Regions from separate parts of the Homo sapiens genome. Here all the other regions are linked to region 3. Evidence: read pairs that join two places in POLR2A ChIA-PET (ENCODE). Cell type or tissue: GM12878. All regions are shown on one strand. Each heading gives the region's core, and the rest is flanking DNA. Links, peaks and the distances in the headings are about the cores only.

Evidence for each region. Peaks named below come from ENCODE experiments on the same cell type or tissue, not always from the same donor. Only the 100,000 strongest peaks of a DNase experiment are listed, where the experiment ranks them.
Region 1: POLR2A ChIA-PET joins it to region 3 with 6 read pairs; 3 of 35 experiments call an interaction of 5 or more read pairs at or near these places.
Region 2: POLR2A ChIA-PET joins it to region 3 with 7 read pairs; 4 of 35 experiments call an interaction of 5 or more read pairs at or near these places.

What each region holds. Positions count from the first base shown.
Region 1 is chr1:10,384,921-10,395,238 of GRCh38, forward strand. No RefSeq gene overlaps it. Among named protein-coding and RNA genes, the nearest start is that of PGD, 9.0 kb to the right of the region's middle. RefSeq lists an enhancer at 3,337-3,516. In GM12878, for the core only: no CTCF peak of the experiment used is centred there; no DNase peak of the experiment used is centred there.
Region 2 is chr1:10,296,661-10,306,978 of GRCh38, forward strand. KIF1B (kinesin family member 1B) reads left to right here. Exons shown (of 49, transcript NM_001365951.3): 20 at 1-5; 21 at 237-417; 22 at 514-586. It also overlaps the pseudogene RNU6-37P and the pseudogene RN7SL731P. Among named protein-coding and RNA genes, the nearest start is that of KIF1B, 91 kb to the left of the region's middle. In GM12878, for the core only: no CTCF peak of the experiment used is centred there; no DNase peak of the experiment used is centred there.
Region 3 is chr1:10,183,963-10,194,280 of GRCh38, forward strand. No RefSeq gene overlaps it. Among named protein-coding and RNA genes, the nearest start is that of KIF1B, 21 kb to the right of the region's middle. RefSeq lists an enhancer at 5,677-5,726. In GM12878, for the core only: no CTCF peak of the experiment used is centred there; a DNase peak (open chromatin) is centred at 5,859; H3K27ac peaks cover 487 bases.

The DNA of each region.
Region 1 (10,318 bases), core at 4,852-7,351, 200 kb after region 3:
GGCTCACTGCAAGCTCCGCCTCCCAGATTCACACCATTCTCCTGCCTCAGCCTCCCCAGTAGCTGGGACTACAGGCACCCGCCACCGCGCCCGGCTAATTTTTTTTTTTGTATTTTTAGTAGAGACGGGGCTTCACCATGTTAGCCAGGATGGTCTCGATCTCCTGACCTCATGGTCTGCCCGCCTCAGCCTCCCAAAGTGCTGGAATTACAGGCGTGAGCCACCGCGCCCGGCCTGGATTTATTTTGTAAGGCTGAACCTCAGAATGAGGCGGTTTAGAGCAGTGCTTCTTGAACTTTATTGTGCACCAGAATCCCCTGGGGATCGTACTAAAATGCAGGTTCTGATTGAGTAGGGCTTGGGTGGAGCCTGAGATTCTGCTTTTCTAATAAGCTTCCAAGTGATGTCAGTATTGCCATTGTGGGGATCACTCTTTGAGTAGCAGAAGTTAAGAGGAACGCAGCGCATATGTCCCCTGAAGGCAGCCGAGGTTCTGAGAGAGAGGGAGGAAGTGGCCAGGCAGTCTATGCCTAACCGCTCCTTCCAGACTCACAGGAACATTCTAGTAATGGGGCTCACTTCTCATGGAGGGAGGCATCAGGAGTGCTTCTACACTAGCAAGGTCATTGGTGAGGGGAGCATTTGTTTGAGTGGTGCCTAATTGGAGTAGGTTCTAGGGAAAGTGGGAGGAGAGGAGGGTGAAACAGTACAAACAATTCTTTCATAGATTTTTCTGTAAAAGGGAAAAGACAAATGGAGTAACTGGAAGGGGATATGGGGTAAAGGAGAGGCTTTTGTTTTAAAGAAGGGAAATAGCATAGCTTGTGCATGTACTAATTGGAAAAAATGAACTGGGAGGGAAAACCTGGCAGTGGGGAAGACAGTGAGGTGGAGAGAGTTGTGGAGTGGGCCTGAGGGACTGGGGGCCAGTGCACAGCAGAGAGGTAGGTCCTAGATCCAACTGAGCACCCTGGCTTATATCCACAGTGCTGCCGACAGCTCAGTGATAGGAACACTGCAAGTCTCTGGATTGCTAGGACTCTTCAGTCTTAAGTTAATGTCTGGCTGGGCGTGGTGGCTCATGCCTGTAATCCCAGCACTTTGGGAGGCTAAGGCGGGTGGATCACCTGAGCTCAGGAGTTCAAAACCAGCCTGGCCAACATGGTGAAACCCTGTCTCTACTAAAAATACAAAAATTAGCTGGGCATGGTGGTGGGTACCTGTAATCCCAGCTACTCGGGAGGCTGAGGCTGGAGAATCACTTGAACCCGGGAGGCAGAGGTTGCGGTGAGCCGGGATCACACCATTGCACTCCAGCCTGGGCTACAGAGCGAGATTTTTGTCTCAAAAAAAAAAAAAAAAAAAAAGTTAGTTAATGTCAGCTCTAGGGCTTATGTCAGGCCACGTCTTCCTGAAACTGGACTTGCAGTTTAAAATGGGAGATCATCCCCGAATCAGTGCATATTATGCTGGTTGTGCCCTCAACTAGACCTCACCCAGGAGCATGTAGGATTGAATCCTCACTAGGGTTGCACGCTTAGTAAATCCCCATGTCTCTTGCAAAGCTGATAGTTTGGGAAGTCAGGTGACCCATGGAAGCATGCATGAGTCTGGTGCGCTGCTTTTCTTTTGTTGTTGTTGTTTTGAGACGGAGTCTTGCTCCGTCGCCCAGGCTGGAGTGCAGTGGCACAATCTCGGCTCACTGCAAGCTCCGCCTCCTGGGTTCACGCCATTCTCCTGCCTCAGCTTCCTGAGTAGCTGGGACTACAGGCGCCCGCCACCACGCCTGGCTAATTTTTTGTATTTCTTAGTAGAGACAGGGTTTCACCGTGTTAGCCAGGATGGTCTTGATCTCCTGACCTTGTGATCTGCCCACCTCGGCCTCCCAAAGTGCTGGGATTACAGGTGTGGGCCACTGCGCCTGGCCCGGGCTCGTGCGCTGCTTTTCTATCTGGTTCTTCTTGTTATTCCACTTGCGGTTGGATGGGGAGATATTCCACTTTCCCTTAGGAACTCTTGTCCCTGCACAGACCATTTTAGCTATTCTGAGCACATCACAAGCATACTCCTCTGGGGTGAGAATATATAGCCTCTGGGCTTTTTCAGAATTGCTCCTTCTGCTACTCTGGAAGCTAACGTGGAATGATTGCTTGAGTCCAGCAGTTCAAGGCCAGCATGGGCAACAAAGCAAGAACCTGTTTCTTTAAAAAAAAAAAAAAAAAAAAAAAAAGGCGGGGGGAGCAGGCATGGTGGCTTACACCTGTAATCCCAGCACTTTGAGAGGCCGTGGCAGGAGGATCACTTGAAGCCAGAGCTCAAAACCAGCCTGGGCAACTTAGTGAGCCCCCATTTCTACAAAAAATAAAAACAATTAACTGGGCATGGTGGTACACACCTGTAGCCTCAGCTACTCAGGAAGCTGAGATGGGAGGATCCCTTGAGCCCAGGAGTTTGAGACTGCAGTGAGCTATGATGGTGCCACTGGCGCCTGGGTAACAAAGCAAGACCCTGTCTCAAAAAAAAAAAAAAAAAAAAAAAGGAGCTGGGCATAGTGGCATGTGCCTGTAAATGAAAGGCATCATTTCATGCAAGCTCCTCTGAGCCCAGGAGTTCCAGCCTAGCCCAGGCAACAGGGCAAGACCACGTCTCAAAAAAAAAAAAAGTACTCTTTCCACCTAAAATATATTCAGGTCATTTGAGTTCAGTTTGAGTTCAGCTACGAGAATTATTTAGTTGAGTGAGTGTCAGAGCTGGGATTTTCAAATCTGCCCTTACTGGTATGTTGCTTTACACACCCTCTTACGTAAATCAAACTAGGATTCCACCCTGGGAGGTTTGCATAGAGGGCTGTTCTTGTAGAACTTGTGCTCATGCTTTGATTTGGGATTTGGGGAGTTAGGGCAAGCCAGAAAGTTTTTCTGGTGGATAATAATGTGGGTTGACTTTCTTAAGCATTTTAAGCCAAGCACTTGAGTTTCTAACAACTAAAAAGCTAAGTCAGCCTGACACAGCTCTAGCGCGCCCTGGCTTGATTCTGTTCATCCCCAGGGGGAGACTTGCCTTTGTTCCAGTCCTGCTCTCCCAAGCCAGCTTACTGTAGTTTTCCAGCAATTCTGAGAAGCAGTATTTTTTACTGCTGATTAGAACCTTAACATGGAAATGGAAAGTTTGTGTAGCATGTAACATTATTAGAAGGGAAAACATGACTATATGATTAGATACATATTGATTTTATGCAATATGTTTGCATAAAATCTCTTCAGTAGTAACTTGGTTAAATTATTCACATTGACTCAGCATAATTTCTCCCTTGCTAAATCTCAGACTAAAGCAATCAATTTGTTCCTGCAAGAAAGTCTGATGGTAGGCTTTCCTTGTAACTGAGCCCCATAGAAAGAGGAAGCAGCTGCAACAAAGTTGAAAAGGATGCCTGTCACCAAGGTTCTTTTAAGGGAGCCATTGTGTGAAGTTCTACTTGTGAAATTTCTGCAAGTACTGTTTGTTCTCCAAAATCCAGCTTTCCGTTGAAAGTCAATGAAACATCTCTAAAATGCAGACATACCCAGGTTCATTGGGAACACAGTCACTGTGAGTATACATGATTATGTCCTGCTAACCCTATTGGGAAAGAATGCTGGGCTTGGCCCTAGTAAGTAGACTTGGGTTAAAGTTCACCTCCGCCACTAACTAGCTGGGAAGTTCAACTTCCCTGAGCTGAGTTTGTCACGTTAGAGAATATTAATAAATATGAAAATTGTGGAGCAGTCTTAAGTTTAAAAGGAACTTTCATGGACATTAGCTCATTTTGCTGTGCCCACCCTGGGAAGGAAGCAGGACAGGCAGGCAGTGGCATCCCTGTCGTCAAGCAGCCTGAGGACTGCTGTGAGCCTCTGGAGCAAGGCAGGAGTTTGAGGAGGCTCTCAGTCCTTTTGTCCTTTTTTTGAGACAGAGCATCATTCTGTTGCCCAGGCTGGAGTGCAATGGCATGATCTTGGCTCACTGCAACCTCTGTCCCCCACCCTTACCACTGGGTTCAAGCAATTCTTAGGCCTCAGCCTCCTAAGTAGCTGGGACTACAGGATGCACCACCACGCCCAGCTAATTTTGGGGGGGTTTTTTTTGAGACGAGTTTCACTCTTGTGGTCCAGGCTGGAGTGTAGTTGCGTGATCTCGGCTCACTGCAACCTCTGCCTCCTGGGTTCAAGTGATTCTCCTGCCTCAGCCTCCCGAGTAGCTGGGATTACAGGCGCCCACCAACACGCCTGGCTAATTTTTTGTATTTTTAGTAGAGACGGGGTTTTGCCATGTTGGTGGTCTCAAACTCTTGACCTCAGGTGATCCACCCGCCTCGGCCTCACAAAGTGCTGGAGTTACAGGTGTGAGCCTGTGTGTCCTTTCTATTGAGGCTTCTCTCCACATTTTCTGATCCTCAGTCTCCTTATTTCCTGTAAGGCTGAGGTCCCAAATCCAGCCTGTGAAAGAGAAATGCCAGCAGAGGCAGCACCCAGCACAGGATCTATTATTGCAGCATGCCCTGTGGTCAGGGCCTTCAGTAAAAGCCCACAGACCCTGACTACTTTCTGGCGGACTCTGGAGGAAGGCCTTAACCACAGACAAAAGGACAAGGACAGTGCTGTGGAGGGACTGCTGGCTGCTGCAGCGTGAAGAGAATAGGGAATGCACTCTACAAAAATAAAAAAGCATAAAATTGGAAAAAATATATACCAAAAACATTTCAAGGTTCTGGACATCAACCAAAGGCAGGCAAATTAAGAAGCATTTATTCTTGAGAAAAAACTGGCTGGGCACGGTAGCTTGCACCTGTAATCTCCCAACACTTTGGGAAGCAAAGGTGGGAAGTTGGCTGGAGGCCAGGAGTTCAAGGCCAGCCTATGCAACCAAGCAAGACCCTGTCTCTACAAAAAATAATAATGAATAATAAAAAGAAAAAGAGTGGCTCACGCCTGTAATCCCTGCACTTTGGGACGCCTAGGCAGGTGGATCACCTGAGGTCAGGAGTTCGAGACCAGCCTGACCAACCTGGTGAAACCCATGTCTCTACGAAAAATACAAAAAAATTAGCCAGGCATGGTGGCTCATGCCTGTAATCCCAGCAACTTGGGAGGCTGAGACAGGAGAATCGCTTGAACCTGGGAGGCGGAGGTTGCGGTGAGCCAAGATAGCACCACTGCCCTCCAGACTGGGCAACAAGAGCGAAACTTAGTATCAAAAGAAAAGAAAAAGATAAAGAAAAAAAAAGTGCTAGAACTTTTTTTTTTTTGAGACGGAGTTTTGCTCTTGTTGCCCAGGCTGGAGTGCAGTGGCACGATCTCGGCTCACTGCAACATCTGCCTCCCAGGTTCAAGCAATTCTTTTGCCTCAGCCTCCCCAGTAGCTGGGATTACAGGCATGCACCACTGCGGCTAATTTTTTATTTTTAGTAGAGATGGGGTTTCTCCTTGTTGGTCAGGCTGGTCTCAAACTCCCGACCTCAGGTGATCCTCCACCTCGGCCTCCTAAATCGGCCTCCCAAAGTGCTGGGTTTACAGGTGTGAGCCACTGACCCGGGCCGAGAAGTGTACCTTTTTTTTTTTTTTTTTTTTTTTAAATGGAGTCTCACTCTGTCGCCCAGGATGGAGTGCAGTGGCGCGATCTCAGCTCACTGCAAGCTCCGCTTCCCGGGTTCACGCCATTCTCCTGCCTCAGCCTCCCGAGTAGCTGGGACTACAGGCGCCTGCCACCATACCTGGCTAATTTTTCAATTTTTAGTAGAGACGGGGTTTCACCATTTTGGTCAGGCTGGTCTCAAACTCCTGACCTTGTGATCCGCCCTCCTCAGCCTCCCAAAGTGCTGGGATTACAGGCGTGAGCCACCGCACCCGGCCTCAAGAAGTGTACTTTTTTATCAGCTAAAAGTGGCAAAGTTCTTGAGAAATAAACGGCTTGAGAAAGCCGTTTCTTGAGAAAGAAACCCACAGCTTACTAGCCTGAGATCTCAAGTAGCAGACTAGCTAGAAATCTAGGAGACTCTGGAAATGAGAATGCCACAAAAGGATTAGACAGGACCTCAGCACATCACTCGCTGGCTGGAAAACCAGACACGTACACAGATGAGACTTCAGAAAGCCCATAGAAATTAAAAGCCAAGGGAGAGCTGGGCACCATGGCTCACACCTGTAATCCCAGCACTTTGGGAGGCCAAGGTAGGCAGATCACCTGAGGTCAGGAGTTCAAGACTAGCCTGGCTAACACAGCAAAACCCCGTCTCTACTGAAAATACAAAAATTAGCCAGGCGTGGTGGTGCATGCCTGTAATCCCAGCTACTTGGGAGGATGAGGCAGGAGAATCGCTTGAACCCAGGAGGCGGAGGTTGCAGTGAGCTGAGATTGCATCATTGCACTCCAGCCTGGGTGACAGAGTGAAACTCCATCTCAAAAAAAAAAAAAAGAAAAAGAAAAATGTTAAAAGTCAAGGGAGGCTGGTTGTGGTGGGCTCACGCTGTAATCCCAGCACTCTGGGAGGCAGAGGCGGGTGGATCACCTGAGGTCAGGAGTTCAAGACCAGCCTGGCCAACATGGTGAAACCCCGTCTCTACTAAAAATACAAAGAATTAGCCAGGCATGGTAGCAGGTGCCTGTAATCCCAGCTACTTGGGAGGCTGAGGTAGGAGAATCGCTTGAACCCAGGAGGCAGAGGTTGCAGTGAGCCAAGATCCCACCACTGCACTCCAGCCTGGGGAGCAAGAGCAAAATTCTGTCTCAAAAAAAAAAAAAAAAAAAAGCCAAGGGAGATTTAAGAAGTAGGTGATCCCTGAATGCACCGCCAACCCACCCAGATAGGCCTAAATATCTGAGCACAGCCAAGGTGTTTGAGCACAACCTCTTCCCAGATCTTTGGCCACTAAGTTATGGAGACACAAGGCAACCATCAGGAAGTCAAGCTAAAACCTAAAGAATAAAAAAAATCTGGGTGCAGTAGCTCAACCTGTAATCCTAGCACTTTGGGACGCCAAGGTGGGAGGATTATTTAAGTCCAGGAGTTTGAGACCAGCCTGGGCAACAGAGAGAGATCTCGTCTTGTCTCTTAAAAAAAAAAAAAAAAAAAAAAAAGGCCAGACACGGTGGTGTGCACCTGTAGTCCCAACAACTTGGGAGGCTGAGATGGGAGGATTGCTTGAGCCCAGGAGTTCAAGACTGCAGTGAGCCACTGCACTTCAGGCTGGACAACAGAGCGAGTCCCTGTGTCAAAAAAAAAAAGGAAAAAGAAAAGAAACAAAAATCTGGGCTGGGTGTGGTGGCTCACACCTGTAATCCTAGCACTTTGGGAGGCCAAGGTGGGCAGATCACTTGAGATCAGGAGTTTGAGACCAGCCATGGCCAACATGGTGAAACTCCATCTCTATTAAAAATACAAAAATTAGCCAGGCATGGTGGCGTGAACCTGTAGTCCCACTCATTTTGGGGGCTGAGGTGGGATTGCTTGAGCCCAGGAGGTCAAGGTTGCCGTGAACTGTGATTGTGCCACTGCACCCCAGCCTGGGCAACAGAGCAACACCCTGTCTCTGAAAAAAAAAAAAAAAAAAAAAAAATGCTTAACTGCTCATCAGAAACAGTAAAGGCTAAAGCCACTGCAATGGATATTCAAAGTGCTGAAAGGAAAAAACAATCACCCAATAATTTTATATACAGCAAAACTAGCCTTCAAAAGTGAAGGTGAGGCCGGGTGCGGTGGCTCACACCTGTACTCCCAGCACTGTGGGAGTCTGAAGCAGGATTGCTTGCGCCCAGGAGGACCAGACCAGCCTCTACAGAAAAATTTTAAAAATTAGCCAGACATGGTGGCACCCACCTGCGGTCCTAGCTACTTGGGAGGCTGAAGTGGGAGAACTGCTTGAGCCCAGGAGGTTGGGGGTACAGTAAGCTATGTTCAAACCACAGCACTCCAGACTGGGTGACAGACCAAGACCCTGTCCCAAGAAAAAGGTGAAATAAAGACATTCTGAGATTTTTAAAAAGGGAGAATAAGAGAATTATTGCTAGCAGACCTCTCCTAAAAGAGGTACTAAAGGGGCCGGGTGTGGTGGCTCACTCCTGTAATCTCAGCACTTTCTGAGGCCAAGGCAGGCAGATCACCTGAGGTCGGAAGTTCGAGACCAGCCTGACCAACATGGAGAAACCCCATCTCTACTAAAAATACAAAATTAGCCAGGCATGATGGCACATGCCTGTAATCCCAGCTACTTGGGAGGCTGTGGCAGAAGAATCGCTTGAACCTGGGAGGCAGAGGTTGTGGTGAGCCGAGATTGAGCCACTGCACTCCAGCATGGTTGACAAGAGCAAAATTCTGTCTCCAAAAAAAAAAAAAAAAGAAGTACTAAAGGAAGTCCTTCAGCCTAAAAGAAAAGGACACTAGAACAATATCTTGAATTCACCAGAAGGCATGGAGCACTAGAATGATGAAGGCAGCTAAATGTAAAACACTATATATTTCTCTTTTTTTTTTTTTTTTTTTGAGACAGTGTCTTGGTCTGTTGCTCAGACTGGAGTGCAGTGGCACAATCCCGGCTCACTGAAGCCTCCGCCTCCCGGGTTCAAGCAATTCTCCTTCCTCAGCCTCCTGAGTAGCTGGGACTACAGGTGCACGCCACCACACCCAGCTAATTTTTTGTATTTTTAGTAGAGTCGGGGTTTCACCAAGTTAGCCGGGATGGTCTCGATCTCCTGACCTCGTGATCTGCCCACCTCGGCCTCCCTATATTTCTCTTTTATACTTTATATTTTTCTCTCTTTTTTAATTTTTTAAAAAACAAGGTTGTTTAAACCAGTTATAACACATTGCTGGGTTTATAACATATAAAGATATATATATAACACAAAGGAAGAGCAAGGGAAGGGTAGTAAAGTTACTGTATTTTACCAGAATTTTCAGTATTGAGCTGAAATATACTGTAATAAGTTAAAGCTACATACTGCAATCCCTAGACAACCACACAGAAAGTAACTCAAACATATAACTAAAAGGAAAAAACCCTTCAACTTTGGGATCAGGATAATACATACATACACATACACAAATGTAACACAGAAAAAGGAGTTAAAGAAGCCAGGCGTGGTGGCTCACGCCAGTAATTCCAGCACTTGGGGAGGCCGAGGCAGGCAGATCACCTGAGGTCAGGAGCTCAAGACCAGCCTGGCCAACATGGTGAAACCCTGTCTCTACTAAAAATGCAAAAATTAGCCAGTCATGGTGGCATGCCTGTAATCCCAGCTACTTGGCAGGCTTAAAACAGGAGAATTGCTTTAACCCGTGAGGTGGAGGTTGCAGTGAACTGAGATGGTGCCACTGCACTCCAGCCTGGGCGACAGAGTGAGACTCCATCTCAAAAAAGAATTAAAGAGAAACAAAGGGACAACAAAGATGAGAAATATAGAAAACAAGTATTAAAATGTCATCCATATATTCAACCATATCAACAATTACATTAAACATGAATGGACTAAATATTCCAAAGGGCACAGACTGTAAAACTGTATAAAAAAGCAAGATTCAACTATATGCTATCTACAAGAGATCCTTTAGATTCAAAGACACAAATAATAGAGTGAAAGTGAAAAGATATACCATGCAATCAAGAATCACAAGAGAGCAGGAATAGCTATATGAACAACAGTCAACATGGCCTTTTTCCCCAAGTTCTTCCTGCATACATTTAACTCAGCATAGACTTTAATAGTAGTATTAATATTAGAAACATAAAGGAACATTTTATGATGATAATGGCTATATCAATACATTATGAAGATTTAGCCATTATAAATATATACACTGCTAACATTAGTCTCAAAAACAGAATTGAAAGGAAAAATATACAATTGAAAATCCATGATAGGCCCAGTACAGTGGCTCAACGCCTGTAATCCCCGCACTTTGGGAGGCCGAGGCAGGCAGATCACTTGAGGTGAGGAGTTCGAGACCAGCCTAGCCAACATAATGAAATGCTGTCTCTACTAAAAAAAAAAAAAAAAAAAAAAAAATTAGCTGGATGTGGTGGCACTTGCCTGTAATCCCAGCTACTCAGGAGCCTTAGGCAGGAGAATCGCTTAAACCTGGGAGGTGGAGCCTGTAGTGAGCCGAGATCATGCCAGTGTGATATTGAGTCTTGCAAATCCGTTAACATGTTACAATGTCTTATTTAGATCTGTAATTTGCTTCAGCAATGTTTTGTGGTTTTGAGTGTATAGGCTTTGGACTTATTTTATTAAATTCAATATCTTATTCCAAATATTTTATTCTTTTGATGTTATTGTAAATGACACT
Region 2 (10,318 bases), core at 4,988-7,487, 110 kb after region 3:
CTCAGGTGAGACTGGGAGAGGTTTGCCATCTTCAGCAATGTGCACATGGCTTCTGTGACAACTCTAATTTTTGGCTGTTTAAAGGCTGAAGTAATAGTCAGCATTAGGATTTTTGTTCTTGTAAAAACAACAGCTCTGAAAGCTGTCTTTTCACATTAGGGAGGGGTGAGGTTGTTAAATAGATACTATATATTAAAAAAATTATTTCTTAACCCTATTTTTCTGTTTTGTGCTAGGAAACCGTATCATCATGGGTAAAAACCATGTTTTCCGCTTTAACCACCCGGAACAAGCACGAGCTGAGCGAGAGAAGACTCCTTCTGCTGAGACCCCCTCTGAGCCTGTGGACTGGACATTTGCCCAGAGGGAGCTTCTGGAAAAACAAGGAATTGATATGAAACAAGAGATGGAGAAAAGGTAATGCACAGTTACGCAGCCCATATGACTGTTTCTTCTTTTAAACATGTAATACTAATAGCATTCTTGAATTTTTTTTTTTTTTTTTACTTCTAGGCTACAGGAAATGGAGATCTTATACAAAAAGGAGAAGGAAGAAGCAGATCTTCTTTTGGAGCAGCAGAGACTGGTAGGAGTCCTGAATCTGCTAAACTGTTGGGAAAAGGGCAGCTTGTTCCCATACTTTCCCTGTTCCACAGAGCAGTACTCACCCAAATTGCTTCTGTCTCAATGATACCAAGCACTATTCTTTAATTTCCTTAATGGAGAATGAACTTAAATCTCCCGGTAGCCTTAGCCTGAAAAAATAGTCCACAGAGGTACTCTTTTGGGCTTTTTATGTCTTAAAGCCAAATCTTAACTTCTGTTACAACCAAATACTTTTTAAGGAAATAGAGCTTTTCTGGTAGCCTTTGCCTCTTGATAGTGGTTTTGGAATTTGCTTCAGTGGTGGTTCTTTAAATGATAATTACTCTGAATATTGAATTTGGTGAGAGTTTGCCTTGGTTTTGTTTCTGATCACTTGATAGTACTAATTCTCTGCTCTTGGGCTGACTTTGGGATTGTTCTTACGCTGGGCAGACTTTTTTTTTTTAAGTTAAACTGTGTCTAAAAGTGTTGCTGCACAGTTGCATGTGTTACTCCTTTCCTTATCCCCTGCATGGAGTCTGAATTCTCAATCAGGTTCTCAGTGGCATGTGTGGTAGCGGTGGGAGCAAAGGCTGCATACCCAGCCCGGACAGGACAGAAGGCTTGCTTCCTTTGAGGGAAGGAGGATTTGAGTGAGCAGCTGGAAAGTCTGTTTAAGGTCCCAGCTATTGATACAATACTAATGGCTTCAGCGTTTTATAATGGTAATTGATTTCCCAGATTTGATAGAAACTGAATCTCATGAATAAATAAGTTGATCCATTAGTTAGATTTTCATTTTTAAAGCCAACCAAACAACCAATTTTGGTTAACAAAGCTGTGGTTATAAGAACCTTCTCAGCATTCATTTGATATGTAAGAATAAAGTATAACTAACCTTTGGATACTGTGGATGCAGTTTAGGAAGTTCTCATTTTTTAAGATTCAGTTGTATCTTTCTTTTAAGGTAAGGGGGCATTAGGGAGAAAGTTCAAGCACTGGCTTCTTTCCTTAGTATAAAATACAGCATGTAAACTACAGCCTTCTAGTCATGCTCTGTGCTTTGGAGAAGAAGGGGCTTAGTGCTAAGTGGGCCAGAAACGTGAAGGACTTGAGCACAAGCAACCTTTTCCAGAATACCTCAGTTCTCAGGCATGGGCATGGATTAAACCAGTTAGTTTGTTATCTTGTAAATTATAGTAAAGCCCTAAAAAGAATGGATTGTAAGAATAAATCAAGGGTTTGGGGCAAGATAATAGCAGTGTTACCAACAGAGGCTCTTTAGGAGGCCTTTTTAGCATTAAGTTTTTAATGAAAACGGAAAGAACTAGCTACAATGTGATTAGTGGCTTGAAAGGTTTGTGACACAAGAAGATGTCTTTTATCTTAATAATGTAGTACATTCTAATAACATGCCTCTGATGGTCTGTGAGAGATCAAATGAGGACAGGTGTAATTAAGCTCTATTATTAACAATAATGCCTTGTATTTGTATAGTGCTTTATAATTTACAGAGAGCGTTAACATCCATCAATTTATTTGACCCTCAAAACAACCCTCTTTGTTTACTTATGCATATGTATAAGTAAAATATGTAATATTACCTCCAGTTGAGGAAACCAAAACTTGGCTGGGCGCGGTGGGTCACGCCTGTAATCCCAGCACTTTGGGAAGCCTAGGCAGGTGGATCCTGGGACCTCACTTAGAATAACTAAGCACGGTGCTCGCTTCGGCAGCACATATACTAAAATTGGAACGATACAGAGAAGATTAGCATGGCCCCTGCGCAAGGATGACACGCAAATTCGTGAAGCGTTCCATATTTAAAAAAAAAAAAAAAGAAACAAAAACCACAAAAACAAAACAAAACAAGACAAACAAAAAAAAAGAATAACTAAGCACGGCAGAATAAGGATGCCTGGTGCTATCCATAACCAAGAGTTGGTGATCATTCTGTGCCCTAAAATAAAGATGGCCACTAAATAAAGAGAAAGTGAATGTCTAAGACGTATTTAGTTTCTAGGGAATGTACATACCCTGCAGATAATCAGATTCTGGTTGTTGTTTGCTCTGTGTATCTGAAAGCAAGCCAGGATTTCAAGAGCAGCTTCTTAAAGCAAGGAAGTTGCTTTCCTCTCAAAGGTCTGTCTGTTCCACTTTCATTTCTTGACTTAAGGGAGGAACTGATTTCTAACACTTCAGCCTGAAGAATATCTACCAGTAGTAATACTGAATGGAAAATGTCTTTATATATTACCCTGTATTGGTCAATTAACAGATGTATTTCTAATGCACCCTGTGAATAAACATTGAGAGAATACAAAGGAATTATTAATCAGTAAATATTTATTTAATATTTACCATATGTAATCACTTTTTGCATAATGTCAGCATTAAACAATGGAATTCAGGCTCATGAGTTTTCTATTCTGATAGTTCCCAAATGCATCACATTGTTAGGGTGCTGAGTATTTTCTTCAGTTAGTGCTCTAGGATACCCTGGTCCTTTCTGTGCTTGCTTTTTACACACAGTTTTGGGATCTTCTCTCTTCTTATTTGCATAAGTTCCTTGCAGAGTCTCTTTAGGAGGCCTACTTTGCATTTGGCATTTAATGAAAGCCGAAGGATCATTTTGTGACATGTGAATTGACCAGACCTCAGTAGCTTTTCCAACTCCTTAATAAATGAATCTAAATATTTTAAAAATCTGGCCAGGCGCGGTGGCTCACGCCTGTAATCCCAGCACTTTGGGAGGCCAGGGCTGGCAGATCACTTGAGGTCAGGAGTTCGAGACCAGCCTGGCCAACATAGTGAAACCCCATCTCTACTGAAAATACAAAAATTAGCAGGACGTCTTGGTGGGCACCTGTAATCCCAGCTGCTTGGGAGGCTGAGGCAGGAGAATTGCTTAAACCTAGCAGGCGGAGGTTGCAGTGAGCCAAGATCGCGCAACTGCACTCAAGCCTGGGTGATAAAGCTAGACTCAGTGTCAAATAATAATAATAATAATAATAATAATAATATAGATAAATATAAAAAATTCTTTTTTTGACATGGAGATAGGATTTATATCACATAAACTTTGCATACAGTTTTTAGTATCACCATCAATATGTGACAGGGTGATACATTTGAACTTTAAAGAGGACATACTCTACAGAGTCAAAATGGCAGTATTTTAAAAAGAAAGAAAATGACAGCTGCTAGATTTTACTTGAGTTGAGTTCTTTTGGATTTATATAGACTTATTTATATTTTATTTTAGAGTTTAAAGATAACTTTTGTCTCTTAAGCATGATATTAAAACAATTCTTAGAATACTTGTCATTTCCTGAATTAGGTAATATTCATTTCATCCTTAAGCAATTTGAAGAGGAAAAGAAAAACAGCCAGAAAAAAAGTGATAGTTGTTGGTTATGTGGGAAAGAATCAAAGATAATTTGTTTATGTTCTGTAAAATTCAGTTTATACATATTTGCAAAAAATCCTCTTCAGGAGTCAGACATAGTTTTTTCTCTAATATTTATGAATGTCATATTTATCACTTAAAATTAGCCATTATGATTTTAAAAACTAAAAATGAAAAGAAAAATTAATGTAGAGTCTGTGTAAATTTAGCAAACTTTTGTTGGTAAGTTATCAAATAGGTGGGAGTTATAAATGGGCTTAGTACTCATTTGTAGGTCAATAGAAATAATACAAATCAGTGGCAAGATTTTTAAATTCAGAGGCCAAATTATTATTATTATTGTGGAAAGTTACTTTTTTGTTCCTTAGAAAGTGACTATACAGGCAAATCTTTGGTTTTGTCAGGTGTGATGATGTGTGCCTGTAGTCCCGGCTAAGGCAGGAAGATCACTTGAGCGCAAGTGTTTGAGACCAGTTTGGGTCCCTGTCTCAAAAAACAAAGCAAACAAAGAAACAAACAAAAACAACAAACTTTGGTCTAGGAGGCAAGGTACTATTTATCAGTTTCAAGCAAACAAACTCTTCTAGAGATATTTTTGGTAACCACAGTGAATAAAAGATTGACTGTTAGTAACTATTTTCATTTACTAGACTGCCCTGAACTACTCATCTGTGAGTTGAGTATTTTTTTTTTAAGTGAAAGCATGTTTATTAAGAAAATAAAGGAATAGGCTGGGTGCGGTGGCTCACCCCTGTAATCCCAGCACTTTGGGAGGCCAAGGTGGGTGGATCACCTGAAGTCAGGAGTTCAAGACCAGCCGGGCCAACATGGTGAAACCCCATCTCTACCAAAAATGCAAAAATTAGGTAGGCGTGGTGGCAGGTGCCTGTAGTCCCAGCTACTCGGGAGGCTGAGGCAGGAGAATTACTTGAACCCAAGAGGTGGAGGTTGCAGTGAGCCGAGATCGGGCACTCCAGCCTGGGCGACAGAGCAAGATTCTGTCTCAAAAAAAAAAGAAACAAAGAAAGAAAGTAAAGCAATAAAGAATGGCTACTTCATAGGCAGAGCAGCTGAGTATTTTCTTTTCCCAGCAACTTTTATCTCCCGAATAGAAATTCTTTCTAATCCCACTTACTATTTGGAATTCTAAATCCAACATTGCTTTCCCAGAGATCCATGTTATCAAGATTTGCTTGTATTAGTTAAGAGCGATTGCTTATTATCTATACAGCCCTTGAAATTACATTGTTGTGAAGTCAGGCTGCTGTTTTAGGGCTAAGTAAGGTTTTCTGAAAAAGAGGCAATGGTGCAAAGACAGCTGGAAAGACAGAGTTAAACATACCTTTTAAAGTGGATCAATTTTATGTAACCAGAGTATGATCTTTCTGTTTTATGTGTTTATTGGAAGAGTTGTCACTTAAAGTGATATTCCTCAAATAGCTAAAAATGTCCTGGGTTTTCTAGATAGAAAATATCTCTAAGTTGTACTTATTAAAATGTGACTTGGGGAATTTTAAATTATATTCAGTGGAAGTATATTTGCCCAGCTTTATTTTTGTTCGGGTAATTTATTTCTCAAAATTTTGGAGGTGAGGTCTTTATTGATTTGTGTGTGTGAAAAACAAGACAAAACACACCCACTATGAGGATCCTTTAAAAAAAAAGCTTTCTTGTTATCCAGATAACACACTTTAATCGTACGACGGAAATGGATACATTTAACATGACAAAAAATAGCAAATCCTCTGCTCATGGAAAGATGATTTCCAAACCCTCTTGTCTTACAGAAGAAAACATTTGGTTGACTAAGAACTGACATGGTCTGCTCATAGGGATTCTTAGCATTTTTAACATCATCCCTGTTTGACTGCTTCTTTTTCTACATTCTCATCTTCTAACTTTTTTCTAGGGCTGCTCTTTTTAGTAAAGCTAAACAAAACCTGGCGTCCTACAGCCTTACTAACCTTTGTTAATCCGCCTGCTCGTCACATCTTTGTATGGCATCTGTGCTCACTCATGGGGGAAAGAGATTCTGGAAGAAGCAACAGCAATAACCAAGGCAAATGTGGGGAAGTGTCTGCATGGGTTGTTAGCATGATGTGTGGGGCCTAGGTTTTACTTCATTTTCTTCGAATAGTGAGGTCGTTAAGTCACGCCATTTGAATAATTTTGTATGACCATAGGGTGACATACTCATCCCTGTTGTCAATTCTCCTAAGAAATTTGGTGGCAAATTTCATCACTTAAGCCAGAAAGTGGAAATTTGGATTAGGGATGCCAAATAAGCAAATCTTTATATTGATAGAAATGTACATAGGCGTATGTCTTAATAGACTTCCACATTATTGAGGGGTTTTTTTTGGTTTTGTTTTGTTTTTTAGTTTTTTTGGTCTTATTTTTAAATTTGGTTAAGGCTTTTTTGCTTGCTTTTTCTTCGATTTAATTTTCCTTTTTTACATTTTAATTTTGGTTATTTTGGGGCCATTTTTTGATTTTGTTTTTCCAAAGGACGCGGATTCTGATAGCGGGGACGATTCTGACAAGAGGTCGTGTGAAGAGAGCTGGAAACTGATTACTTCTCTGAGAGAAAAGCTACCTCCCAGCAAGTTGCAAACCATTGTTAAAAAATGTGGCCTCCCAAGCAGTGGGAAGAAACGTGAACCAATTAAAATGTATCAGATACCCCAAAGAAGGCGCTTGAGTAAAGATTCCAAGTGGGTCACAATCTCAGATCTTAAAATTCAGGCTGTCAAAGAGATTTGCTATGAGGTTGCTCTCAATGACTTCAGGCACAGTCGGCAGGAGATTGAAGCCCTGGCCATTGTCAAGATGAAGGAGCTTTGTGCCATGTATGGCAAGAAAGACCCCAATGAGCGGGACTCCTGGAGGGCAGTGGCCAGGGACGTCTGGGATACCGTCGGTGTTGGGGATGAGAAGATCGAAGACGTCATGGCCACTGGGAAAGGCAGCACTGATGTAGATGACCTCAAGGTTCATATAGACAAGCTGGAAGATATTTTGCAAGAAGTCAAAAAGCAAAATAACATGAAAGACGAGGAGATAAAAGTCTTAAGAAATAAAATGCTCAAAATGGAAAAAGTCTTGCCACTGATCGGATCTCAGGAACAGAAAAGCCCAGGAAGCCACAAAGCAAAGGAGCCTGTTGGTGCTGGTGTTAGTAGCACCTCTGAGAATAATGTAAGTAAAGGAGACAATGGAGAACTTGCAAAAGAAGAACGTGTTTCCCAGCTGATGAATGGGGATCCAGCTTTTAGACGTGGACGTCTGCGCTGGATGAGGCAAGAGCAAATTCGGTTTAAGAACTTGCAACAGCAGGAGATAACAAAGCAGCTTCGTCGGCAGAATGTACCTCATAGGTTCATCCCTCCTGAGAACCGGAAGCCCCGCTTCCCCTTTAAGAGCAACCCTAAACACAGAAACTCTTGGAGTCCTGGGACACATATCATCATAACAGAAGATGAGGTTATAGAGCTTAGGATTCCAAAAGACGATGAAGCAAGGAAAGGGAATAAAGAAGAGAGCCAAGAAAAAGGGGGTAAAGGAGCTTTTAAGGATCCCCAGTTTCCATGGGGCTCTCAAGGAATGAGAAGTCAAGATCACATCCAAGTTAGCAAGCAGCACATTAATAATCAGCAACAGCCACCTCAACTACGTTGGAGAAGCAATTCTCTCAATAATGGCCAGCCGAAAAGTACGCGCTGCCAGGCATCTGCCTCCGCGGAGTCATTAAACTCCCACAGTGGTCACCCCACTGCTGATGTACAGACTTTCCAGGCAAAGCGCCATATTCATCAACACCGTCAGTCTTACTGTAATTATAACACTGGAGGTCAGTTAGAGGGCAATGCAGCCACTTCCTATCAGAAGCAGACTGACAAACCCAGCCACTGTAGCCAGTTTGTGACACCTCCGCGGATGAGGAGACAGTTCTCAGCACCCAATCTCAAAGCTGGTCGAGAAACCACAGTATAAATCAGTTACTGGACAAACTTGAAATCATGGTGGAAGAAACAGACAGTGTTAGCTCATGATTTGATTTGGTTCTACCTTTGGCCTTGAGTTCTTATTATTTACATTATAAATATTAACTGGTTTTATATTGTTAAGACAAAACACTGGTAAAAGTTTCAACACCTCCCTTTTGCTTGTATACCATAAATGGGCAGTTTCTGAAATTTTGGATAAAGCATCAAGAACTCCTTTTTCTGAAACGTTCCTCCTTTTTTAGTGCCTAATTAATATACTTACTTACACAGACTTGTCCCATCTTGATGTAAGTTTGTTATGTTTTTATAATGCCTATAAATTAATCTGACATCCAGAAAGACCTGCCTCTTAGTTTATGCAGACATTCAAAAGGAGAATTTGATAAGCAGAATTAAATGTCTGTTATTCATAAATGTTAGAAATTGGTTTAAAAATAATAACATGCAACTGGGTGGGCACAGCTTTGGATTTCTCATCCACGTCTGTTCCCTTCTTTAAATATGATTAGAATTTTCGTAAGCCAAAACTAAAGGTCTTCAAACATATCTTGCAATACATAGCTTTGCATCTTCCACACAACTTCCACGTCTTCTTTTATTCTGTATTTTACAAAAAACTCATATAATGGTTTTTTCTTTTGAATGTATCAGAATATGTATGAAATTTGTCATATCAGAATCTATAAATTGGCACTGTGTCTGGGATTCTGTTTGTGGTTTGCATTTTGAAGTTCAATGTATCATTTGACACACATGCACACAAAGTGAACTATTCACCAAAATCATGCCAACAGAAATACCAACAAAAAACTTGTGTAGCTTGTAAGGAGGTTATTTGGCTTGAGAGGGAAGAGGTGGGACAGACATGGGGGACAAAGCTACAGCATATGGCTCTGTGGTGCTGCTTTTTTCCAATAGTTGATGAAATAGTGAAATAAAAGTTAACTTTGGTTGGGCTTGGAATAAAGGAGATGATACATAATAAACTATTCTTTGGTTAGCATTAGTAATGCTTGTAGACACTCAAACAAGGAAGGCGAAGTCCTGATGATGATTTATTGTATCAATACCTCATTTTATTTGGTTGTGGTCTCAGTTTGCCTCACTGGAGAATCCACTAAGAAAGATGGATTTTAATGGGAAGAAAAGAATTATTTTCTACATCGTTCCTCATCTCTTGAGTTTGTCAAAAAGTTTTCTAAGAGGCAGTGTGAAGAGCCAGAGATGTCCGAAATTGCCTGACTTCATGTTTTGGAAGATTCCTAAGTCACATGAAATCATCTATCAAACACTTGTCTTCCAAACGGTGTGAAAAACTACAGCCAAGATAGCAGTTAGCATTCAAGGAAGCCTTAAAGATTGTGATTATGTTTTTTTTTCCTTTGCGTGTGGGCACTATGCTTTATTAGAACACATTATTTTTAATCATAGTATTTTTTCTTTGCCTCTAAGAAAATACTTTCTTAATGCTCAGAAAGTTGCTTCCAATTAATGTTTTTTTCCCCTTAAAAAGAGAAGCTTTGAGAGATATTTTTGCTTTCATAGCTAGAACAGTTGAAGTCTTCAACTGAGGTTTTATAGCAGATTAGACATGGGTAAATGATGTCTGTAATGGGTTGAGTTACTGAGATGACAATCTCCTGTGCCATTTGGTTTGAATGTACTTGATAGGCTGCTTCAAATCAGTCACTTCAATGCATTTTGTGTAAACCCAGTTGTCCTTTTTTATTCCTCTTTAGACATAAATGTGCTAACTATTCCTTTCTATACACAATTTATTTTCTAAGATTAAAAATAATAATTGCTAGGTTTGGTGGCACATGCGTACAGCCCCAGCTACTTAGGAGGCTGAAGCAGGAGGATCCCTAGAGCCCAGGAGTTCTGGGCTGTGGTACACTATGCCAGTTGGGTGTAAGTTTGGCATCAATATGGTGATGTCCCTGAAGCAGGAAACCACAAACTTGCATCAGGACGGGTGAACCCAGCCCAGGTTGGAAATGGAGCAGGCCAAAACTCCCAGGCTGATCAGTAATGGGATCTTGCCTATGAATAGCCAGTGCACTGCAGCCAGGACAACAGAGTGAGAACCTGTCTTTAAAAAAAAAAAAAAAAAAAAAAAAAAAGGTAATATTTATTATATTATTCAGGTTTCAACTCTGTAGCAAAAATGGGCTCTCATTTCCCTAACTTGAGATAACATAGGGTAGGTCCATATATTTTCATTCTTACAGTGGTCTTTTCATGGGAGTGAATGAGTTACTCTCCACTGGTGATTAGGTAATACTGTAGAATGAAGAGTTGTATAATATATTCATTT
Region 3 (10,318 bases), core at 4,711-7,210:
TTTAAACAATTAGATAACTTCAATATCACAGCTTTCATTCGTTACTAGCCACTCACGTTGACCCCAGATGTATATCTCAAACCTCCACTTCTCTCCTGTACTGTACACACTGGCCATCTCAGATGACTAAAAGGTCCTCAGACTTAACATATCCCAACCTGAACTCTGTACATTTCACCCCACGCCCGCTCCTCTTAGTCTCCTCATCACAGTAAATGACAACTCCATCCTTCCAAGTCGCTCAGGCCACAAACCTTCGAGTCATCCTTGACTCCGCTGTTGTGCTCTCCTCCTATGTCCAATCTGTCCACAAATCTCTCTGCTCAGCTGGGTGCAGTGGCTCACGCCTGCAATCCTAGCACTTTGGGAGACCAAGGTGGGTGGATCACCTGAGGGCAGGAGTTCGAGACCAGCCTGGCCAACATGGTGAAACCCCGTCTCTACTAAAAATACAAAAATTAGCTGGGCATGGTGGCGGGCTTCTGTAATCCCAGCTGCTTGGGAGGCTGAGGCACAAGAATCACTTGAACCCGGGAGGCGGAGGTTGCAGTGAGCTGAGATCGGGCCACTGTACTCCAGCCTGGGCTACAAAGTGAGACTCTGTCTAAACAAACAAAAAAATCCCTCTGTTCTACCTACAAAATGTATCCCAGAACTCGACGACTACTCCCCAGGTCCCCTCCTGTCACTTTGGTTTGAGTTGCTGCTGCTGGCTCTCTCCTGGATTATTCCAACAGCATCACTGGTCCTCCTGCCTCTCCCCTTAACCTCCTTTCTCAGAAAAGCAGGTAGGATGATCTTGTTAAAACTTTGGCTGGGCGTGGTGGCTCACACCTGTAATCCCAGCACTTTGGGAGGCTGAGGTGGGCGGATCACCTGAGGTCAAGAGTTTGAGACCAGCCTGGCCAACATGGTGAAACCCCGTCTCTATTAAAAATACAAAAATCAGCTGGATGTGGTGGTGTACGCCTATAATCCCAGCTACTCAGAAGGCTGAGGCAAGAGAATCGCTTGAACCCAGGAGGCGGAGATTGCAGTGAGCCAAGATTGTGCCACTGTACTCCAGCCTGGGTGACAGAGTGACACTCTGTCTCAAAAAAAAAAAAAAAAAAAACCAAAAAAAAAACAACTATAGCTAGGCGTGGTGGCATGCACCTGTGGACCCAGCTACTCAGGGGCTTTGGCAGGAGGATTGCTTGAGTCCAGGAAGTTGAGGCTGCAGTGAGCCGAGATTACACCACTGTACTCCAACCTGGGTGACAAAGTGGGGACCCTATCTCAAGAAAAAGATGCTGGGTGCGGTGACTCACGCCTGTAATCCCAACACTTTGGGAGGCCGAGATGGGCAGATCACGTGAGGTCAGGAGTTCGAGACCAGCCTGGTCAACATGGTGAAACCCAGTCTCTACTAAAAATACAAAATTAGCCAAGCATGGTGATGCGTGCCTGTACAAGTCCCAGCTACTTGGGAGGCTGAGGCAGAATTGCTTGAACCTGGGAGGCAGAGGTTGCAGTGACCCGAGATTGTGTGCCATTGAACTTCAGCGTGGGCAAAAAAAGAGCAAAAATTGCGTCTCAAAAAAAAAAAAAAGAAAAAAGAAAGAAAGGGGCTGGAAAAAAAACCCTAAAGCCAGGTGTGGTGTTGCACGCCTGTAGTCCCAGCACTTCCAGAGATCGAGGTGGGAGGATCGCCTGAGCCCAGAAATTCAAGGCTGCTGGAGCAGAAGCTCCAGCAAATGCAAGGGGCTATGATCTAGCCACCACACTCCAGCCTGGGTGACAGACTGAGACTCCATCTCAAAAAAAAAAAAAAAAGAAAGAAAGAAATCCTTACAATAACCTGGAAGGCAAAACGCTCACCTCGCATTCTCTCTGATCTCATCTCCTACAACACTCCCCTTACTCCAAAAACTCAGCCATTCTGGCCTCATTGCTCTCCACCCCTGCTAGGGCACTAGACTACTTCCTCTATGAAGAATCCTCTTCCCACAGATATACATATGGGTCAGTCACTCCCTTATTTGCTTTAGATCTTTACTCAAATATCACCTTGGTGAGTCCTTCCCTGTCCACCCTATTTAAAAATGTAATTTATTCACCTAACCTTGGTATCCCTTGCTATTCCCTTTCTTTGCATTTTCTCCTTGGCATTTATCACTATCTAACATGCTATATCTATTATGTACTTTACAGTCCACTTCCCCCCACTAGAATGTAAGCCCGGGGTGGGGGGGGGCAGAGATTTTTTTCTGTATCCTTGGCACCTATAAGTGTGCCTGGCAAATATATGTGTTGAATGAATTAATCTCTTCATATATTTGTTACTCTAGTTGTATCAGTTATTTATTGCTGCATAACAAAATCACCCCAAAATGGAGTGGCTTGGTTCAATAACAGTGATTTTATCCCCCACAGTTCTGGAAGATCCAAGAGCAAGCTTCCAAGAGGACCAGACAGAAGCTGTGTATTGCCCTTTTACAGCCTAGGCTTGGAAGTCACATAGTGTCACTTCAGCAGCAGTCACAAGCCTGCCTGGATTGAAGGGGAAGAAATGCAGAACCCGCCTCATGCTGGGAGGGAGGTCAACGTCACTCTGTGAGAAGAGCTTCTGGGATGGGAGACGTCGTTCTGACCATCTTGCAAATAACATTTGCCACGTTCCTCCTCTGGCAACAATTTACATTCTTCATATCTGCAAAATGATGCCTTATTTCCTTCCCGTGAGATTCCCAAACCGCATCCCATCAGGGCATCCGCTTCAAGTCCAGCATCTCATCATTGAAATCAAGTCCAGCTGCAGATGAGGCTTCTCAGATGGGATTCTTTGAACGTAGTTCCTTGAGTGTTAATCTTACGGATTTAAAGATCTGTTAATGAAAGATACAAGTTACCTACACACACATGCACACACACACACACCACGTGCACACATACACCACACACCACATAGACACACACGTGCACACACACACCACATGCACACACAACATGTGCACACACACCATGCATGCAATGATGGGACAGGCATGGGAAAACCATTCTGGATGATCCTGTTCAAAAAGGTGGAAAATGGTACCCCACAGGAGTCACTGGTCCATAGTATTAATAATTCTGAGATCCAACCAGGCATATGTCACCAGTTCCTTGTTCAGGGCTCAGTCCTACAGCCCAGGAATTGTTCACCAAGCCTCTCAGCTCCACCCTCTTGGCTCTTTTTGTCCTCTGAATCTTTTCTTCCTTTTCCATAAAACAAAAAACAAAAACTGAGCTTGCAATTAAGCCTTCTCAGTACATTTCCTGCTTATTAAAAAAATATATACATATGTTGCAGTAACGCCGGGTGCGGTGGCTCACGCCTATAATCCCAGCACTTTGGGAGGCCGAGGTGGGTGGATCACAAAGTCAGGAGTTCAAGAGCAGCCTAGCCAAGATGGTAAAACCCCCGTTTCTACTAAAAATATAAAAAATTAGCCAGGTGTGGTGGTAGGCACCTGTAATCCCAGCTACTCAGGAGGGTGAGGCAGAGAATTGCTTGAACCTGGGAGGCGGAGGTTGCAGTGAGCTGAGATGGAGCCACTGCACTCCAGACTGGGTGACAGAGCAAGACTCCATCTCAAAAAAAATATATATATAATATAATATTATATAATATTATATATTATAATAATATATATAATATATATTATATAATAATATATAATATATATTATATTATAATATATAATATATTATATAATAATATATATTATATAATATATAATAATATATATAATACATATTATTTAATAATATATAATATATATTATATAATAATATATAATATATATTATATAATAATATACATTATATTATATAATATATAATATATATAATATATATTATATAATAATATATAATATATATTATAGAATGATATATTAGATATTATATAATTATATATATAATATTATATATTATATAATAATATATAATATATATTATATAATTATATATATAATATTATATATTATATAATTATATATAATATATTATATAATTATATATATAATATTATATATTATATAATTATATATAATATATATTATATAATTATATATATAATACTATATATTATATAATTATATATAATACTATATATTATATAATTTATATAATTATATATATTATATATTATATAATTATATATATTATATATTATATAATAACATATATATTATATATTATATAATAACATATATATTATATATTATATAATACATATATATTATATATTATATAATACATTATTATATAATATATAATATATATTATATAATGCATTATTATATAATAAATATTATAATATTATATATATATAGGGGTTTAAAAGTCTCTTTTGATGTTGTACTTTCTCTGTCCTGTCCCTTTTCATTTAAGCTGGAGGCAGTTTGACCAGACCAATTACCTTAAAATGTTGTGGGTTTTCTATGAATCTTGCTGGAGTTTGCTCTGTTAGGCAAAAGCCGCAGCTACAAGTCTCTTCTGGATAAACTTTTCTCTATTTTGGATTACTTGTGTAACTCTTAAATCTTTCTGAGGTCTTAATAAAGGATTCTGAAGTCAGGCTTTTTTTTTTTTTTTTTTTGAGACTGAGTCTCACTCTGTCACCAGGCTGGAGTGCAGTGGCGTGATCTCAGCTCACTGCAACCTCCGCCTCCCAGGTTCAAGTGATTCTCTTGCCTCAGCCTCCCGAGAAGCTGGGACTACAGGTATGAGCCACCACTCCCAGCTAATTTTTGTATTTTTAGTAGAGACGGGGTTTCACCATGTAGGCCAGACTGGTCTCGAACTGCTGACCTCAGGTGATCCCCCTGCCTCAGGCTCCCAAAGTCCTGAGATTACAGGCGTGAGCCACCGCACCCGGCCTGCGGTCACATTTTTTACCCCATCTTTAGATATCGTCCCGAAAGTGCACTGTTTTTGATTTCTGACCAGAAGCCATTTCTTAATTTTTTAAATTTTTTTTTTTTTTTGCCAGTTCATCTCACATTTTTCTACAGGCAATGAAAGAAGCCAAATGGTATTTCATTATTCTGCCTTCACATCTCCTGACATAGATCATTGAGTTCACTTGGCAGATTTTCTCCTTTCCAAGTCACCGCAGACAACGGTGTTGACAAAATCTCCACCTCTAAGTAACAGAGGTCCCCTTTCCTGCAGTTTCCAACAGTATTTACTCACTTTCCTATAAGCCTCACTAACGGTGTTCTCAATACATTTTTATCCTCTGCCTACTAACTCCATCCCAAAGCCAATGCCACATGCATTATACTTTGTTTCAACAGCACCCACTTCCAAAGACCTAAATCTTAATCGCCCAAATCTAGTGGCTTAAAACAGAATCTATTAATATCTATCATGGGCTGGGTGCAGTGGCTCACCCCTATAATCCCAGCACTTTGCTTTGGGAGGCCGAGGCGGGCAGATCACCTGAGGTCAGGTGTTCAAGACCAGCCTGGCCAACATGGTAAAACCCCGTTTCTACAAAAAGTACAAAAATTAGCCAGGCATGATGGTGGGTGCCTGTAACCCCAGCTACTTGGGAGGCTGAGGCGGGAGAATCGCTTAAACCCAGGAGGCAGAGGTTGCAGTGAGCCGAGATCACACCACTGCACTCCAGCCTGGGCGACAGACTCCGTCTCAAAAAAAAAAAGAAATTGTTAATGTCTATCATGGTTTTGGGGTTGACTGAGCTCACTGGGCTGTTCTCACTCAGGGATCTTACACTGTTACCGTCAGATGGTGGCTGAGGCTAGAGTCACCCTTAGGGCTTCCTCACTCACATCTGGCTGTTGGCTGGCACACCCAGGTGTGCCCTCTCTGGAGCTAGGTTCCGAGAGCTAGCACCCTGAGAAGACCAGGCAGAAGCTGGGTTTCTATGGCCCAGCAGCCCAGAGGTCTTATGGTATCACTTCTGCTGTGGCCACAGGCATGCTCGGTTTCCAGGAGAGGAAACACAGACCCCACCTCTCAGTAGGGAGGAGTCTCAATGCCATGTTTCAAGAATAGCACGGAGGACTGGAGGTCTTGTTGCAGCTGTCTTAGAAACTAGAACTAGCCACACAGGTTTCTCCCTTTGTAAACTATCTATCCTTCTGTATGTGCTTTTCTGCCCTTTCTCTCGTGTTTTTTAGGTTTTTGTTTGTATTATTCTAGAACTTACTTCCTAGTCAGTTTTATTTTAATTATTTTATTTATTTATTTATTTATTTATTTATTTAGAGACAGGGTCTCACTCTGTTGCCCAGGCTGGAGTGCAGTGGCATGATCACAGATCACTGCAGCCTCAACTTCCCAGGCTCCAGCGATCCTCCCACCTCAGCCTCCTGAGTAGCTGGCACTACAGGTGTGCACCACCACGCCTGGCTAATTTTTTGTATTTTTTGTGGAGATGGAGTTTCACTATGTTGCCCACTCTGGTCTCAAACTCCTGGGCTCAAGCAATCCTCCTGCCTCGGCCTCCCAAAGTGCTAGGATTATAGGTGTGAGCCCTTGTGCCTGGCCCACCTTTTCTTTGTTTTGTTGTTGTTGTTGTTTGTTTGTTTGTTTTGTTGTTGTTTATCTTTGGGCCCCATCTTTTTATTATAAAGTGTAACACCTGGCTGGGAGCAGTGGCTCACACCTGTAATCCTAGCACTTTCAGAGGCCGAAGCAGGCAGATCACGAGGTCAAGTGATCGAGACCATCCTGGCCAACATGGTGAAACCCCATCTCTACTAAAAATACAAAAATTAGCTGGGCATGGTGGCGTGCGCCTGTAGTCCCAGCTACTCAGGAGGCTGAGGCAGGAGAATCGCTTGAACCCAGGAGGCGGAGGTTGCAGTGAGCTGAGATCGCGCCATTGCACTCCAGCCTGGTGATAGAGCAAGACTCCATCTCAAATAATAATAATTATAATAATAATAATAATAAATAAAGTATAACACCTATGTTAGGCCATTCTCGCATTGCTATAAAGCAAGCTTGTCCAACCTGGGGCCCGTGGGCTGCAGGCAGCCCAGGACAGCTCTGAATGTGGCCCAGCGTAAATTCATGAACTTCCTTAAAACATTATGAGATTTTTTTTGCGATTTTTTTTTTTTTTTTTAGCTCATCAGCTATCGTTAGTGTTAGTGTATTTTATGTGTGGCCCAAGACAATTCTTCTTCTTCCAATGTGGTCCAGGAAAGCCAAAAGATTGGACACCTCTGCAGTGTAAAGGAATATATGAGGCTGGGTGATTTATAAAGAAAAGAGATTGAATTGGCTCATGGTTCTGCAGGCTGTACAAGGGTGGCACCGGTGTCTGCTTGGTGTTTGGGGAGCCCTCGGGGAGCTTTTACTCATGGTGGGAGGTAAAGGGGGAGCAGACACTTCACAGAGAAACAGCAGGAGCAAGGTGCGGAGAGGCGCCACTTACTCTTAAAACAACCAGATCTGGTAAGAACTCACTCACTATCACAAGTAGAGATGGCACCAAGCCACGAGGGATCCCTCCATGGCCCAAACACCTCCCACCAAGCCTCACCTCCAACACTGGAGATTACATTTCAATATGAGGTTTCGGCAGGGACAAATATCCAAGCTATTTCAACACTTAGTCAGCAAAATGAATGAAACATAGATGTACAATTCGGTAAATTATTATATGTGAGGCACAGTGGCTCATGCCTGTAATCCCAGCACTTTGGGAGGCAGAGGCAGGCGGATCACATGAGGGCAGGAGTTCGAGACCAGCCTGGCCAACATGGTTAAACCCCGTCTCTACTAAAAACACAAAAATTTGCAGGGTGTGGTGGTGCACGCCTGTAATCCTAGCTACTCCAGAGGCTGAGGCAAGAGAATTGCTTGAACTTGGGAAGTGGAGGTTGCAGTGAGCTGAGATTGCGCCATTGCACTCCAGCCTGGGTGACAGAGTAAGACTCTGTCACCCAGGCTGGGTGTGGTGGCTCATGCCTGTAATCTCAGCACTTTGGGAGGCCAGGGCGGGTGGATCACAAGGTCAGGAGATCGAGACCATCCTGGCTAACATGGTGAAACCCCGTCTCTACTAAAATTACAAAAAATTAGCCGGGCGTAGTGGCAGGCGCCTGTAGTCCCAGCTACTCGGGAGGCTGAGGTAGGAGAATGGCGTGAACCCGGGAGGCGAAGCTTACAGGGAACCGAGATAGCGCCACTGCATTCCAGCCTGGGTGAAAGAGCAAAACTCCGTATCAAAAAAAAAAAAAAAAGGCTTATTCTATTACTTGTTACTAATAGCATCTCTTATCTCTTTGAAGATATTTATTATGCTTATTTAAAACTTCTGTTGTGTCCAGTCCATTCATTCTGCTTCCCCTGATATAAACTGCTCAGTTTATTGTCTCCAATTTCTGGCCATTTGCTCCTCAGATGTCTGGTTATTTTCCTGGGGCTGCTAATCCCCTGGGTGTTACAACCCACCTGGATGGCAACAGCAGTGTGTACTGAGCAAGGTCAAGGCTCAGGCCCTAAGCTGTGCCCTCCTGGTGAGCGTGTGTGTGGACACGCCTGGTGAGCTGGAGGTGGACAGAGTTTGTGGCATTAAATTGTAGGCCATAATTCCCCATGTGCCGTCCCCACACGTCACCCTGCCGTTCAAGAAACCTTCCTGTGTCTCTCCTCCAGCACTGCTCTTTTCCAAGAGTCTTTTACATTTATTTTGTTTTATTTTATTTATTTTTGAGACAGCGTCTCACTCTGTTGCCCAGGCTGGTGTGCAGTGGCACAATCACGGTTCACTGCAGCCTTGACCTCTAGAGCTCAAGTGATCTTCCCACTTCAGCCCCCTGAGTAGCTGGGACCACAGACACACGCCATCATGCCTAGCTAATTTTTTTTTTTTTTTGAGACAGTCTTGCTCTGTCTCACCCAGGCTGGAATGCAATGGTGCAATCTCAGCTCACTGCATCCTCCACCTCCCGGGTTCAAGTGATTCTCCTGTCTCAGCCTCCCGAGTAGCTGGGACTACAGGCTTGTGCCACCACACTCAACTAATTTTGTATTTTTAGTAGGGATGGGGTTTCACCATGTTGGCCAGGCTGGTCTTGAACTCCTGACCTCAGGTGATCCACCCTTCTTGGCCTTCCAAAGTGCTGGGATTACAGGCGTAAGCCACCGTGCCCGGCCTCATTTTTGTATTTTTTTGTAGAGACAGGGTTTCACTACGTTGCCCAGGCTAGTCTCCAACTCCTGGACTCAAGTGATTTTCCCGCCTTGGCCTCCCAAAGTGCTGGGTTTACAGGTGTGAGCCACCACTCCTGGCCTTACATTTGTTTTAATCAGCTGGTCCTTAGGGAATGGAGAGAAGGGGGACACTTTGCGTCAGCCTATCTATTGATGTCAGCCATCTCTCCGCTCCTGTCAACACAGTCAGACATCTGTGCCTCCCTGGAACTCCTCCTGCACCCTGGGTTGCTTTTGACAGGTGCAGGATTATAGGGTGATGGGGGCAGGCAGAAGACACGTCCGCCTCTCCCAGCTTCCCTTCCGCCCAGAGCTGCACCCATTCTTTTCCAAGCTGCCACCACCTCCTCTCCCAGAACCCAAATGCCTCTTTCTCCTCAGGATCTCTCAGTCTCTATGTGGTTTCTCAGTTCCATCTGCTTCCTTCTCTGTTCTGGCCTCTCCACTTCAGTGGTGTAGATTACAACTCCATCTGGCCGGGCTTAGAGGCTCATGCCTATAATCCCCACCACTTTGGGAGGCTGAGGTGGGTAGATCACTTGAGGTCAGGAGTTCGACACCAGCCTGCCCAACATGGTGAAACCCCATCTCTACTAAAAATACAAAAATTAGCCAGGCATGGTGGCACGCGCCTGTAATCCCAGCTACCTAGGAGGCTGAGGCAGGAGAATCACTTGAACCCGGGAGGCAGAGGTTGCAGTGAGCCAAGATGACGCCACTGCACTATAGCTTGGGTGACAGAGTGAGACTCCATCTCAAAACAAACAAACAAACAAACACCCTCCATCTAATAATCCCGAGAACCTTGTGGTAGATACTCACTCTACAGATGAAGAAACCAAAATTCAGAGAGGTTATGTTACTTGCCTGTGACCACACAGCCTCTCATTGAAATCACTGCAGCTCAGCCTTTTCTCCCTGCCCCCAAATGCTATAAGCCACTCTTGGGAGAATAAAGAAACACCAGCGAGAGCTTTGCTTCCGTCTTTCCAACCCCTGTGGGATACCAGGATGAATAAAGAAACTGTAGTGTTGCCGATTTCCAGCAGGCAGTCTCTAAATCTTCCGTCCTTCTGTATCGCGTATTGCTTTTTAT